Linked DNA regions of Mus musculus: region 1 is linked to region 2. Evidence: chromatin loops called from intact Hi-C (ENCODE). Cell type or tissue: left cerebral cortex. All regions are shown on one strand.

Region 1 (8,000 bases), 210 kb before region 2:
ATTTCCATCCAATTACCTGCAAATTTATGTATTTTTAAAATGGCTGAGTAATACTCATTGTGTAAATGTCCATTTTCTTTATTCACTCTTCTGTTGAGTGAAATCTAGGGTCTTTTCAATTTCTAGCTATTATGAATAGAGCAGCAATGATATGATTGAGCAAGTGTAGAAATACTCTAATATAATCTGTAAATAGTTAGAAAGCAGGGGCTGGAGAGATGGCTCAGAGGTTAAGAGCATAGACTGCTCTTCTAGAGGTCCTGAGTTCAATTCCCAGCAACTACATGGTGGCTCACAATCATCTGTAATGGGTTCTGATGTCCTCTTCTGGTGTGTCTGAAGAGAGCAATGGTGTACTCATATACATAAAATAAATAAATAAGTCTTTAAAAAATAGTTAGAAAGCAGTAATTGGTGTGCTCCCTGGAACTTCTGAGGGAAGAGTGGTGGGGGTTTTTTATGTGTGCCTATCTGATAGTTTGGAGGGATGGTGGGAAGAAATGAGTCACTTGCTGGAGCCTGAAAACAAATAAACATGTGCTTCCCTTTTGCACAGAGGGTTATGTTTTGAGACAATGAAAATCTCTCACAAGCAGGAGAACTAAGTAATTGCCTTAAGCTGCTAAAGATCCCTTCTTACTCCTTAATCTCTTTAAAACACCAATCTTGTTTTGCAGTTTGACTTCAGGTGCAGATAAAACAAATAAAACACTGCTGAGTGGCCAGGCCTCTTATTAAGAAGCCAGCAAAAGAGGGGGAAATACACTGGAAAATCCAAATGTATATTTTAGTATCTCTTAAAAATATACTTTCCTGCGTAGAGGCAAAAAATCTGTTATTCATTTCTTAAAGCCAGAATTCATTTTATTCCTGACAATAAAATAAATATATTATCTTAGTTTAACTAATTAAGGCTCATCATGGTATGGGAGGGGCATTTCTCTTAGACAATATTTTTTTGGTTGCTTTTTTCTCTTGAAAAGAACAAAATTCAGTCCCCTTTTCAACATGTAAGTTTACATACCTTCACAAGGAGATAGATTAAAATGGAGTGAGGAAAGACATGTTTAACTAATGGCTTTTTCTCATGAATCTTCTATGTTAACTATAATTATTCATACATATAAATAAAGATACATCTCCATTACACAGCAATGCTCCTAAACACTACTTGATATTAAATTGCTAAGCTTGAAAAGTCTTTAGACATGTTTAAGATAACTTTTAATTTTTTGATATTATTTTTACATAATTTCTTCTTCCACTTCTCCCCTCCTAATGTCCCAATATACCTCCTTTTTGTGTTTTAAAATTGTGACATTTTTAACTAATTCACACACACACACACACACACACACACACACACACACACACACTGAAGCTGATGAGCCCAGTTCCAGCTTGTACATTAAAATATAAGTCCTGCACCTAAGGCTTCAATAATCAGAGATCATTGAAGAAGGGGAGGAAATATTGTAAGGGCCAGAGCAATAGGAGTTTGCTGTAGATATATGTTTTTCATTATTATCTAAATGTCTTGATTTTTTTTCTCATTTAAAAAAAGACCCTATGCTTTGAAGGTTACTGACAGAGAGCGGAGGATGGAGGGAGAAAGGGAGGTAAGGATGGAGAGGGAGAGGGAGAGGGAGAGGGAGAGGGAGAGGGAGAGGGAGAGGGAGAGGGAGAGGGAGAGGGAGAGGGAGAGGGAGAGGGAGACAGAGAGAGAGAGGGAGAACAATAGTTAAGAGAGCTTGCTTTCCTTGCAGAGGAATACAGTTTGATTCACAGAATCTATAACTCCAGTTTCATGGAATCTGATTTCTTTCCTAGTTTCATGGGCACTTGACTCCTGGTTGGTACACAAACAGACACAGGCAAAATACTTACAGACAGAAAGTCAAAACACATAAATAAAATTACTCTTAAAAGCCCACAAAGCCATGCATGGCCTATGGTATGCTACATAATGTAATTGCCACTCAGAGCTCAAATCTTGATGTTCTTCAACCTAGACACACCTGTCTCCTCTTTGTTCTTCAGACGTTAGAGATATGCTCTTCACTCTCAGGTTGTCATTTGGGAGGCACATCCTGCAAATATAAGCATGGTTCTCTCTCTTCTTCAGACCTGCCTTTATCTGTCATTGTTCAGGAAGCCTCGCCTTACTTGTTCTCTCTGCATTAGTTAAGGTTCTCTAGTGAATTAGAAGTAGGCCTTCATTGTGTCCTCAGACATGGCTAGTGTTTAGTGTTTGTGTCATAGTCCATACAGTCCATTGGAAGGTGATGCTCATGTTGAAAATTATGGTTCTTGCTTGATGTATTTTTTTTTAACTATGTAGTGACTCAGTTTCCACTTTGACTTGTGGACAAATCATATCCTGAGGCTTCAATCTTCAAACTTGGGCTGACTGGTCACATGTGCCCACAGGTGCCTGCTGAGTTTATTTATAGCATCGATGGAATTTATTTTTTTATTTTTTTTTATTTTTGAAGGTTTGAATAAGAAACAAAACCAAATATGCAAGTGTATGGAGGAGGGTATGGGGGACTTTTGGGATAGCATTGGAAATGTAATTGAGGAAAATACGTAATAAATAAAAAAAAACTTTTAAATATATGTAATATTTAGACTCTTATTGAAAAATGTTAATTCCTCCTGGAGGCCTTAAATTAGAAGCAGATTAAACATGATCATGCAAAAGTTGTAGGGTCACATATTTTATCTATTTTTCTTCATCCCAATTCCTTTAAAAATTGTCAATAAAAATGAAGAAAGGAGGAAACATTCGTAGTTTATTAGCCGCACAACAAGAGAGGTAAGGGCAGATTACCCCGAAGCCATGGTTTCACAGCGCCTGACCAATTACTCCTTATGGCTGTGAAGTCATTTCTAGGTTATCAGTCTCAAGAAATATAATGGAATTTTTTTCATTACCAAATATAAAAGGTATAATCTCAGAGTAGTATACAGTAGTAGGAATAGTTCTTTGTTTACCCGGACCTACATCTCCCTGACACATACCAGACCTGTGTTTCAATAAAATTCTGGACATTATATACATTTAAAAAGTTTGGCTTTTATATTATGATGTTCAATCCTACACAATTTCATAGTTTCTTCATTGTAGCTGGTAGTCTCACCTTGCTAAAAGCTTGAGGTCATTTGTTAAGGAGAGGAGAGAAGGTAGTGTTTACACTGTGATATGTTCCTGTTGTTCCAAGTACCAAGATGTTTAGGAACAAAACTGCAGTGCGGGTGGGGGTAGGGTGGCACAGAAGAAGGCAGAATTCAAATGTCTTAGTCACTCTTGGGATCATTTTACTTGAGTTGAAGTTTCATTTTAGTGGCCTGAAGGGAGGCATAGATACACAGAAGATAATTATTGTACAAATCAGAACAATGAACTCTGGTATACATGAGACTTTCCCATATGTCTCTCCTGTGTTCTCTGTCTGCAGGACAACAGCATACACTGTGAACTGAAACATGCCCTTAGATGTATGACCAGGAAGATAAAAATAACACCTTTCTAACATATGTATTTACATGATGCTGAATCTCAGATATAGTAGCACACTATGAAAAAGGGACACAGCAATAATTTTAACCAGGATCTATCATCATATTAAAAACAGAAAAAAAATATGTTGGAGAAATAAATATTTGGGTGGGAAAAAAAGAAAGATGGAAACTGTACTTGCCAAGAGAGAAAAATAATGAGGTACAAGTTTCCCTTGTCATATGAGTCAAGTTAATATCAGATAATGCTTAATGTAACAATGGAGGCATAGGAAAAGAATTTTCCACATGGTTTCATTTCTGTTCCTAGGAGTTCTCTGCTCCAGTTTAGTGTATTTTACAAGGCAGAAGAACAGCTGGGTTTATAGTATAAGAAATCCAGCTCAGAGAATATGCTTGCTTGCAGCTCAGTGCTTATTTGCTTAAGTGTCAGGCAGGTTGTGGGTCTGGGTACAGAAAGAACTGTTACTGCTACAAATATAAACCTGTAGGTGGATAAAGAAGATACTGGCTCAGAAGAGCACTGTAATACATTGTGTTCATTACTACCAACAAAGCCGCCAACATCTAAGATTCTTTACAAGGTGTTTGTCTAGAAATCAGCTGGTACAAGTTCAAGCTCTTAATTGGGTTTGGTGACCTCTAAAGTGTGCTGGATTCTCATTGCAGTATCTTCCATTGTAGTACTGGTAGAATATTGTGCCTGCCTCCTAGGTACATGGGAAGAGAGAGAAAAATCTGGATAGATAAATGAATAGATAGATATCAACAGATAGATAGATAGATAGATAGATAGATAGATAGATAGATAGATAGATAAGATAGATGGATGATAGATGGATAGATAGATAGGTAGATAGATATGTAGATAGACAGATAGTTGATAGACATGGATAGATATACAATCACTTGGTATGTGATAATATTAAGTATAAAAAAGTACTCGATTGAGTTTGAGAAACAAGTCAGTCAGTAACTTTCCTTGCATAAGCATCAAGACCAGAGTTTGTATCTCTAGCATCAATTTAAAGCCACTTAAAACAGTGTATGCCTTCTACTTCAGTGCTTGGGAAATGGACAGTGGATTCTGAAGCACACTGGACAGACTGGCTAGATGAAATGATAAGCTTCAAAATCAACAAGAAACCTTATCTCAAAAGTTAAAGTGTAGAACAATTCAGAAAGACATCTAGTGTGGACCTCTGACCTCCACATGTGTACACACTCACAAACATACAACACACTACATACGCATAAAGAATGCTCAATTAACAAATGTTTCATTTTACATTTGTGTATTATTATACCTAAATAAGTATAAAATGCCCCCAATAGATCAAATAAAGGATTAAAAACATTTATTAATAATTTTGCATAAGCAGTGAAGAAATTTTATTTTACATCTATACCATAGATAGTTCATAAATTTTCACACCGTGTCACATACACACAACAACTTGCCTCTCTAGACAGATACAAGGCTTTCATAATGAGCCTGGTCTCCGCATTTGTGGATTAACAAAGCTTTCTTATTAGATTCTTATATCCTCGATAACCACCTAATTAGATACAACAAAACCACATTTTCTTTAGTGCATCATGGAAAATAAGTAATCACAATTAGAGGGTGTCATTTTCCTCTATTCCTTTGCTTATTGGGTTTTAAATCCCTTAGATGCTTGCATAGATTTCACATCTGCAGATTACCTTGCAATCAGTGATTGGCTATTCACAGTGCAGTGATTAGCATATATGTGAAAGTATATGGTATGCACACCTACTCATTACAATCCTCACAAATATGTACCTTTTTTTATTTGCAGTTTCAAGAGGGTCCATGTAATGTACATCTTACCTTAAATGTTTTATTATATACTGCAGGTATATTTTAGACAATATTTCCCTACTTGGAACAGAATTTATTCCACAATCTCCCACAACTTGAGTTAGCCGAAATCTTCCAGTAGCATTTCTAAATATTTTCTCCCAGCTGCAGGCTTTAGTGTCACAAAATTAGAGCTTAGAATGTATCTAAATCATCACTGAATTTTGAAAAAAAATATGAGCCAGTATAAAATCAAAATAAAAATAAAAGTTACAAAAAAATCAATTCTTCATCTCACCATCTACACAAGAAAACGTATCTAAAAAGTCAAAGTATAGAACAATTCAGAAATTTCTGAGATTCCCATATTAACTCATAATCATGACCATGAATTCCAGGCAGCCTTCTGTACAGTCATGTAGTGTAACAGAAGTCTGGACACTCAGATATGTTTTCCCTATTAGTTTCTCAGACAGAGTGAGACTAAAAAGGTTGCTAGGTTGCATTAAAGGGATGTAAGAATATCCACTCTTCTTCCCATGGCTGTCCTACAGCCAATAGGGGTCTTGTATACTCATATAGAAAATGAATAGCTATTTTAAATAGTGAAAGAGACGTTAACACTGCCTCAGAAAACAAATAAGAGTGCACATTTGATTGTCAAAGAAAACTAGTTGCCAGGAGAGTGACACTGAGGCAGTAAGAGAAGGCTGATCCACAGCATCTTTACTGTCCTCTGCAAAAGACCAACTTTGACACAAGGGGGTAAACTGAGGCAGGCAGCCCATGAGTGGCCAATGCTGACTGGGGTGGATCTAGATACTTATAGGGGCTGCTGTTTATGGCAGCCAGCGGTTTGAGAATAGAAAGAGAAAATTCTCTCTCTCTCTCTCTCTCTCTCTCGATCTCTCTCTCTCTCTTTCTCTCTCTTTCTGTCTCTCTCTCTCTCTCACACACACACACAAATACACACACACAGACACACACAGACACACTGAGTGGATGAAATGAAAAGCAGAGTCCAATAACTTCGTACATATGAATATATACATACCTGCATACATTCATGCATACATAATACACATGTGCATTCATATATCATACAGACCTACAGGCAGACATATACACATTCATACATAAAATGGTTAGAGCAAAGCTGCAGTAAGCAGACTAAGCATTTTATACATCCACAATATACACATATACATACAGTTGGTGGATAGATCAAGCTCCAACACACACACACACAGGCAAGGTTTATATATATACATACATACACATAGTCAATGAGTGGAAGAAACAGGGTTTCAACCCCCCCCCATTCATACAAGCTTTACATATATACATACATATACATGTTTGATAGATGGAAGGAACAATGTTCCAACCTCCATACTACATTTTTCATTCCATAGTTTATATATCCAGGCAAAATCTTTCAAGTAGTTTAAAATTACAATGTGATTACATTTTAGTTTTCTTCTAGTGAATTATCATGAAAAAAAAATGTGATCCCTAACATCTTTACAAGAAAGAACATTATGTAGCACAGGTAAAAAAAAAATTATTTCCAAAAACTCACGTACGTACATTCGTACCTAAGCAACTTGTTATAGATTAAAGTATAAGCAAGTAAGGTAGTTTTCTTAGCCAGCTTCTCTAACTTGCAGGCAGCAATTTGTGATTACAAAGAAAGGAGTGATTATTTTATTACTTATCTTTAAAAGTGATCTAGTAAGAATCACAAAAGAATCGCAAAACTAAATTCTTATATAAAAATCAGTTATATATACTTTAAATCCTCATAATGCATATCTACTCATCAGCAATTCTTAATAAATCATGGCATGGAGCTGCGGGCAAAAATGGGTATAAAATTGGGTATCAATTATCACCAGTCCAGCCTCAGTGAGAGTCATGTCAGCCAGTGCTGTCATTGTTCTTGTTCCCTGACCATAAAATGTCTCTAGTTTAATTAATAAATGTATGCCCTTCTGAACTATAAATTGTTTTCTAGGGTTTTCTACATCAAAACCAGTAGTAAAAGCATCTCAACCTAGCTTCACTACCAAATTTATTTTTCCAAGTGTTTTGTAAGGTGCTGACAATCTACATTGCTAAGTTTTTTTACTCCAGCCAACAATGCCTGAAAGAGATCAAGCATTATCACTGAGTTCCAGAGATACTGTCCAGTGAGGGACCAGAAGTCACTTTAAAATTTCCATACACTTCTTAGATTAATTGGGGTGTGAGGGCAGCAAGCAGAGCAGAGCTATGTAAAAGTAAGAAGTCCTTAGGAAACATGGTCCTCTCTCTGGGTTATGCCACACTGAGGCTCACCCACATGGCTGTGGTAACAGGTGGGCCACATTCCATGAGTTCTAAAGCCCTAATTCATTCCTCCTGCATGGCCTTCGGGAGTCCTCTGTACCTGTTTCCAGATGATTCAGAGGCTGAGCAAGAACATAGACTTCAAGGGATGGTGTGGAGATGGTTTACCATCAGAAATCTAGTGAGCAGCAGAGACAAACATTATGCAGGCACTGTGGGATTCAGTATCCCTCATAGAGGAGAAACTGCTGTGGGCATAGGGGTTTGGGCACCAGGAAGCCTTGTTAGTTTACCTGTGTGTTGTCAGCACGAACAGTAAGTG
Region 2 (8,000 bases):
CCTTTCTCTCTTCTGTAAAGCATCCAAGGCCTGAATCAGTCTGGCAGGGACTAACTGCACACTGATGAGGGGAAGTCGCGCATGCGGCAGGCTGAGTCCACATTTCTTTCCAAGGCCCAGAAAACGCAGCTCCAGATCCTTAGCTGCAGTGGATGGAAGAAGAAACACTTCTACTTTAACTTTAGTTCACTCTTGTTTGGAGGCTGTATCTTGCTAAGATGGAAGAAAGGAGACTTTGTAGTTATAGAGCACTGTGTGGGGGCACTAGTGGATATCAGTGGCATTGTGCAAGTGAAAGAAGGCATGTCCGTGCATGAGGATTAATAGATATTATGGCGCTGTTTTTGGTAGCTTACCACAGCCATAACAATATCACAGGAAAGGAGCAGAGCTTCCAGAGGCAGAAACTTTTCATGTAAGATTCTGTCAAACTCATTCCTAGAACTTACCCATCTGTCTACATTGTAGTGCTTATACCCATGTATGTGTGACAGACACTAAGAAGCTGAAATTTATTCTTATGCCTGTCAAAGCCATTTCTCACACTGTTTAGCTTGGTTTGTAAAGGAAGAACCCCCTTTCGAAAGGAAATGATGGAAGTTTTGAAAGTCTCAGAGAACATTCTGGGAAGAGAGACCATTGGTCACATCTCTACCTCCAGGGAAGAGGAGGCTGTGAGTGACTATGGAGGTCAGGATTGTTATGAAATGATGGCACTGCTGTTCATTGGCTCTGCCTCACCCACAGGAAAGGCTACCACACTGCTTACGAAAGAGCAAGACAGAAAATAATAGGTGACTCAAAACTGTTCACCTTTGTGCATCCTTGTTGAATTATTTGAGGAACTTCTCAGCTCAGCTTCCAGAAACTTTTCTCTAGGAAGTAACTGGCTTGTGTCAGGCTCACTGAATAAGCCTCCAGCACCTCTGGGACCAAGAGAACTCAGAAGAAATAAGACCCAGATTCTTCCTGGGGCTCAAAACCTTTCCTCTTGGATATGACCCTGTGTCTGCCCTGTCACCATATTCTCAATGATCTTTATGCATTCTGACATCCTACAACTGCTGCTGATATTGAATGAGAGAAGAAAAAGCATGCACTGAGCTGCACTGAAGGTTTCTTCTTAACTGTGTGAGCTAGCTAGGTCCTAAAAGCCAACTCACTGTGGGCATCTCTTTTGATTTAGTAGCAGAGATTGCATTGCATAGGGTCTGCCTTGCCTAGCCTAACTTCTGTGCCTGACTTTTCTCCTGGGTGTGACTTACAGTGAGTTCTTGCATTCCTGCCTTGATCCCTGATTAATACTGTCCTCATTCACTTTCTTCAGATCATAAAATTAAAGGTTTGGTATAAGATTTCAAAACAGAGTTGGATGTGGTGGTACAAACTTTAAATCTCATCACTAGGAGACAGAGGCAGGCATATTTCTATGATTTCAAGGCCAGTCTATTCTACATAGTTAGTTTCAGGTTGGCCGGGGCTGAAAGTCTATAGAGTGAGATCCCATGTCCAAAACTGGTGGGGTGGGGGGCGATTTCAAAACAGGTTCTGAAGTTCTCACGTGTGTGACTGTGTCTGAGAACAGTTATATGGATTGCATTTTAAATCAGGTTACACTGTTGATTGGAGATTATTAGAAGACAGAAATTATTCTTAAAATGCATATTCAGTGAGAAGTTGTACTTGCGTGTGCTTGACATGAAAAACCTGAAAATGCAAACTGTTGCCAAAAGGCATGAGATCCTAACATTGAACTGTGTGGAACTGTATTCTAGGACACAGCTGTAGAATTAGACCTGGCTGAGGTTTGCAAAGGTAAGGTCATTTTCTCTGTCTAGAATACTTTAGCTGTCTGACGTTGGGACATGAACCTATGAAAACTGCAGAGACTCAGTCCTGAAAGGACCTCTGATGACATCATTTTGATCAGAGCTGGGGAAAGGGCCTCCACTCTGCATACAAATCGCAAGACTCAGTGGTATTATACTCAGATAGTCATTGTCCCAAGCACGCTTCCCCCACAATCCCATGAAAGTCTGATTTATTCATTTGTATTGAAAATTAGCCAGTAATAAAGAATTAATTAAGGAATGTAAACTCTCCAAAGTCATCAAGATGAATTCCAAGTAACATTAGACATATATCTTGTTCTCTACTATTAGAAAATGGAGAAGTGTTTCCAGAGCAGTGCTGTTGATGGGTAACAGAGCATGTGAGGACACCCCAGGGTGCTACTATCTGTGCTAGCAAGGACAATTGGCAGAATGAGTGAGCTTCTTTCTATAGATTTCAAATTATCATGAGTCTTTATATTTCTGTTAATTTCTTGTGTCTTATAATGAATCATAAAGTCAACTTTTTTGCTGCTTGAGACTGAAAAGATTTGAGGGTTATCATGGGTACTTAAGGAGTAGAAATAACAAGGATAAAATTTAGTGAAGCAGGAGTTTTTTTCTTGGACTATTTCACATCCCAGCACACTCAGACTCACATGTCTCCATGTGGATGACACGAGGCGAGCATATGCTGGACATTTTAAACGGTCCTAGGTAAACTTCATTATGGGAGCTGTGTAACTGCATTAAAATGAAGCCCTTTGTATGGAAAAGGGTGGAGTGGCATTTCAGTCTGGCAAGCTGTACATTGCTGGAATCCATCTAAGGGACCAAAGACTCTTACTATAGGATTCCTGCCTTGGAGGGTGATTGCCTCAACTTCCCAGTGAGGCCTAAGCTAAAACTTCAGGATGTTCCCAGAGCTAAAGAACAAGGTAGGGGCTCAATTCTTGGGTATGAATGCAGATCTTGTTTTAGACTGTCTTTTGTCCTGTGAATGTCTCTATTGAGTATTTATAGGGTCTCAAAAGGTGGCTCAGTGATTAAGAGCATGTACTATTATAGAAGATCTAAATTGAATTCCTAGCACTAATATCAGGTGTCTCACAATCACTCATATCCAGCTCCAGTGGGTGTGATTGTTTTGTCCTCCATGGGAATCTGCATTTCTCTCTCTCTGTCTGTCTATCTCTCCATCGCTCTGTCTCTGTATCTCTCTCTCTCTCTCTGTGTCTGTCTCTCTCTCTCTCCCCCATTCACACACACACACACACACACACACACACACACACACACACACTAAAAATAAGAATAAATCCTTTAAAAATACACCTGCAATAAGCCTGACCCCTTGGCACACCAGAGAAAATCACAGAGGAATCCTCTGCTACTTGAACAATGTAAAGTTGTTCTTTCTTCAACCCTGTTTATTTGCCCTTTCCTAAGTCTGGTAAAACATTCATATCCCATGAATATTGAAACTGCTGGTTACATAGTTCAATGCCAAACCCACTGAGCACACTTTAGTGGGATGAAAGTAGCTGTCCCCTCAAATACTGTCTTACAAAAGGTTAGTCTGTGGAGGATTTGGGGCAGGGTTCACATTTGATTTGAAGTATTTTGTATTGTAATACTGCAGGTCCGGATGAGTGTAAATTGTCAGGGCATGCAGGGCAACTGCAGGAATGGCTTGCGTTAGCAGTGCATGAGCTAAGCAGAAGGTGGCAGTAGCTTAACACTACCACATAGGCAGGAATGGCATGGCCAGGCTCCTTGGGTTATTGTCTACATTCCCAAGAGTTTACAGTTTCATGCTTGTAGAAGCAAGAAAGGACAACACAAGGTACTGAGAGACTTACTTAGATAGGATACCATGGAATACTGAAGTTCTGACAGTGAATCAAGGCACCAGTGGGGAACCAAGAGGCTGTTTGGAAGCATCTCTGAGCTCTCTGGAGATATCTTTCTTAGAGCCAGTCCTTAGTCAAAACCCCATTAAAGGAAGAAGAACATCAAAATGAAAACTAGGAAGGGATAGGCAGTTTCTGTTAGTCCTCTCTCCAAAAGAGCCATTTACAATGGATTCATACTGGAACTACACTCTATGGTGAAAAAGAAAATCGTGGTCTAACTCTCTCAAACAGCACCCCTATGTTGACACTTCTCTGTTGAATTCGCTGGGTAAACTCCCTGCTTCACCCCACAGTATTACAGAACACGTCAGGCCCAGGCCCAGGTTCATTATTCTTTTTTGTTTGCTTGTTTGTTTGTGTTTGTTTTTGTGTTGTTGTTGTTGTTGTTGTTGTTGTTGTTTGATACAGGGTTTCTCTGTGTAGCCCTGACTGTCCTGGAACTCACTCTGCAGACCAAGTCCTCGAACTCAGAAATAGACCTGAAACAATAAGTGACTCTCCCTGCTAGTGTGGTATGCACCGTTAGTTTGAGTGTGTAAATCACATTCACTAAATCTTATCTCTTGATTATTATCAATCCCACTCTTCTTAATAATTTTCAGCAATCTCTTAAGTGGCATGCATTAGCTAACTAATCTGCCATGGCACTTCAGAGGCAGGCTGGAAAAGTATGCTGATATAATGGGGTCTAGTGAAGACTGGCTAAGTGACAAATAACAGGTCATGATTAAGCCACTTCCCATCTCTAGATCTGTTTCCCCATCACTTAACAGAAAGAAAGATGGACCTCAAGACATGAAGATTCTCAAGTCCTTCCTAAGACTTGTCATCATGAACAATCTAAAGTATAGGCAGCAGAAACCAAGGAGGAAAGAGATTCCATATTAATCTTAAAGGTAACTTGCTACAACAAAGACAATGGCTGCTTGTTATGTGTACACAGAACACTTTTGTTTTATAAGGAGCAGAAGAAATGTTGAGACACAGGGTTCTTGTGAAACCCAACCAAAGCCCAGAATCAACATACAGTTGAAAGCACTTCACAAAAGGCACATTGTCTAATCTCATACAGAGTCAGACTATTGTCAGATGTGTCATCATGTACAGTCTACTGTCATTACGTTGCTAGCTATGAGAGTACTTGTCTTTGACATTAATCCTATCTGTGTGTGTTATAGAAGGAGAGAAATGATCAATAATACTGTTTAAAATAAGGACTTTCAAAGGAGAACAGACAGATACTAATGAAAGCCACTCTGCTCGTAGTGCTTGCTAAGAAGTGGGGTGCTTTATTTATGGCAGTTACTTTGATAACATGTCTGAAATCTCACAATGGTCTCATGAGTAAGGACTACATTTAGGACTTTTTTTTCTACTTTCCTTTTGTACATTTACCACATGTGAAGATTCGGCTTCGGGTGTTACCTCAGGTGTGGTTAAGATCCTCCTGAAAGTCTCTTTCTGCTGTCTCGCTATATTTTAATTATCTCGTCTAATTCAATGTTGTAGCTGTACTTGTATCTTTAAGATAATTTTTTTGTGTGTGTTGCAATGGTGATATCAGCCAGGACTCCATTAACTTAGAGGTGGAAAAACAAACAAACAAACAAACAAAAAACACCACCACTAAACAAAACAAAACAAAACAAAACAAAACAAAAGAAACTAGAAACCTTTTACTCTAGAACTGTCAAAATAGAAGAGAGTAGAATGCATTTGGTGAGAAAGGTCCTTTTTTTCAAGTAACTCTACTGTCTACTGCAACCATCCCAGTCACGTCCTGTTTTTGCTGTAGACACTTTATAAGTTGATAAATGGGACCTCAAGAAACTGGACAGCAGGAGCCGGGCGTGGTGGCACACGCCTCTAATCCTAGCACTCGGGAGGCAGAGGCAGGCAGATTTCTGATTTCAAGGCCAGCCTGGTCTACAATGTGAGTTCCAGGACAGCCAGGGCTATACAGAGAAACCCTGTCTCGAAAAACAAAAAAGCAAAACAAAACAAACAAGCAAACAAAAAGAAACTGGACAGCTTGTATAAGGCATAGGACTTAGTTAATAAGACAAATCAGCAACCTACAGATTGGGAAAAAAATCTTCACTAACCCCACATTCTATAGAGGGCTAATATCCAAAATATATAAAGAACTCAAGAAGCTAACCACCAAAACACCAAACACCCAGTCAAATTATGGAGTATAGAACTAAACAGAGAATTCACAACAGAGGAATCTCTAATGGATGAGAAGCACCTAAAGAAATGTTCAAAGTCCTTAGTGATCAGAAAAATGCAAATCAAAATGACTCTGAGATTGATTCCATATTACACCAATCAAAATGGCTAAGATAGAAACCTCAGGAGATAGCATATGTTGTTGAGGATGTGGAGAAAGAGGAACACTCCTGCATTGCTGGTGGGATTATAAATTGATACAATTACTTGGGAAATCAATTTGGAAATTCCTCAGAACATTGGAAATAGATTTACTGGAAGATCCAGCTATACCCAAAAGATGCCTCACCATGCAACAGGGGCACACATTCTACTAAGTTCATAACAGCCTTGTTTGTGATAGCCAGAAGCTGGAAACAACAGAGATATCCCAAAACAAAAGAATGGATATAGAAAAATGTAGTTCATTTACACAATGGCATACTATTCAGCTATTAAGAACAGGGTCACCCTGAGTTTTTGAACCATATGGATTGAACTAGAAAATATCATGCTGAGTGAGGTAACTCAGACCCAAAAGGACATGCATGAGATGTATTCACTAATAAGTGGATTTTAGCTCCTCCAAAATTACAGAATACCTAAGATACAGTCCGCAGAATTAAAAAAGGTTAGCAAGCTGAAGGGCCCAAGTGAGGATACCTCAATCCCACTTGGGAGGGTGAAGAAAACAATCACAGGAGGTAGAAGGGAGGGAGAAACCTGGGTAGAAAAGGGGACAGGGAGGGCAAGAGGGGAACATGATGAGGTATTGGGTGGGGCAAAAGACTGAAGCCCCAAGGGCCAGCAGAAAGAATGTAAAGGCAACCTCAGGAGGTAGGAGGTGGGGGGACCATCCAGAATGTACCAGAGACCTTGGAGGTGAGAAACTCTCAGAACTCAAAGGGAGGGACCTTAAGTGAAATACATTACAGTGGGGAGATGGAACTTGTAGAGCCCACCTCCAGCAGAAAGACAGGACATCAATTTAGGAATAAGGTTGCCATCCCATAGTCAAAAACTCTGACCCATAATTGTTCCTGTCTGAAAGAACTTCAGTGATTAAAATGAGAAGAACTTGAGGAAAATGAGGTCCAGTGACAGGCTGAAAGTGGCATCTAGCTCAAGGGGAGGTTCCAAGGCCTGACACCATTACTGGGGCTATTTAGTGCTCACAAAAAAGGGGGCCTATCACGACTGCCCTCTGAATGACCCAATAAGCAGCTGTAAGAGCCAGATGCAGATATTCACACCCTATCAATGAACAGAAGTTGCTGACCCCTGTACTTGAATTAGAGAAAAACTAGAAGAAGCTGGGGAGGAGGGGAACCCTGTAGGAGGATCAGCAATCTCAATTTCCCTGGACCCCAGAGATCTCTCAGACACTAGACCACCAACCAGGAAGCATATACCAGCTGATATGAGGCCCCTAACACACATACAGCGGAGGACTGCAGGGTCTAGGTTGAGTCAGAGAAGATGCACCTAACCCTCAAGTGACTAAAGACCCTAGGGAGTGGAGAGGCCGGGTGGGATGGGTGAGTTGGGATATTGGGACATCCTTGTGGAGACATGGAGGGGGTATGGGGGAGGAGATATAGAATGTGGAACAGCCAGAGAGTGGATCAGGAAGGGGATAAAATCTGGAGGGTAAAAAAAATAAAGATTAAGTAACTTTTTTTTTTTTTTAAAAAGATGATCCTGGAATCTGAAAGCTATTTCTGTTTAAGATGCTGTCTGGAATCTGAAAGCACAAGTATGAAATTGTTCTAGTAGTAAACAGTGTGAAAGATAGAAATGGATAGATATATGGCACATGGTACATATATAGGTAATTGATAGATGATGACATACAGAAAATAGACAAACCTTGTATGATGGAGGTAAAAGATAATAAAAAGTTGATACAAGTTAGATGATAGACACAGATAATTTAGAGATAGATTACTGGCATGTAAATAACAGATGAATGTCATATAATAGGTAACAGGAAACATTGTGTAAAGAATGCAATGATCATAAAGTGCAAAAAATGAATTTG

Evidence for each region. Hi-C counts contacts between places; a loop is a spot of excess contacts. Peaks named below come from ENCODE experiments on the same cell type or tissue, not always from the same donor. Only the 100,000 strongest peaks of a DNase experiment are listed, where the experiment ranks them.
Region 1: it touches region 2 in a loop (2.1-fold over the local background); 2 of 42 quality-filtered maps call a loop at or near these places.

The regions. Positions count from the first base shown.
Region 1 is chr13:25,947,828-25,955,827 of GRCm38, forward strand. All of the region lies in intron 1 of Gm11351 (predicted gene 11351), which reads right to left. Among named protein-coding and RNA genes, the nearest start is that of Gm11351, 14 kb to the right of the region's middle. In left cerebral cortex, no CTCF peak of the experiment used is centred here; a DNase peak (open chromatin) is centred at 3,984.
Region 2 is chr13:26,155,344-26,163,343 of GRCm38, forward strand. No RefSeq gene overlaps it. Among named protein-coding and RNA genes, the nearest start is that of 1700092E19Rik, 150 kb to the right of the region's middle. In left cerebral cortex, a CTCF peak has its summit at 3,564 (motif pointing right); a DNase peak (open chromatin) is centred at 13; H3K27ac peaks cover 50 bases.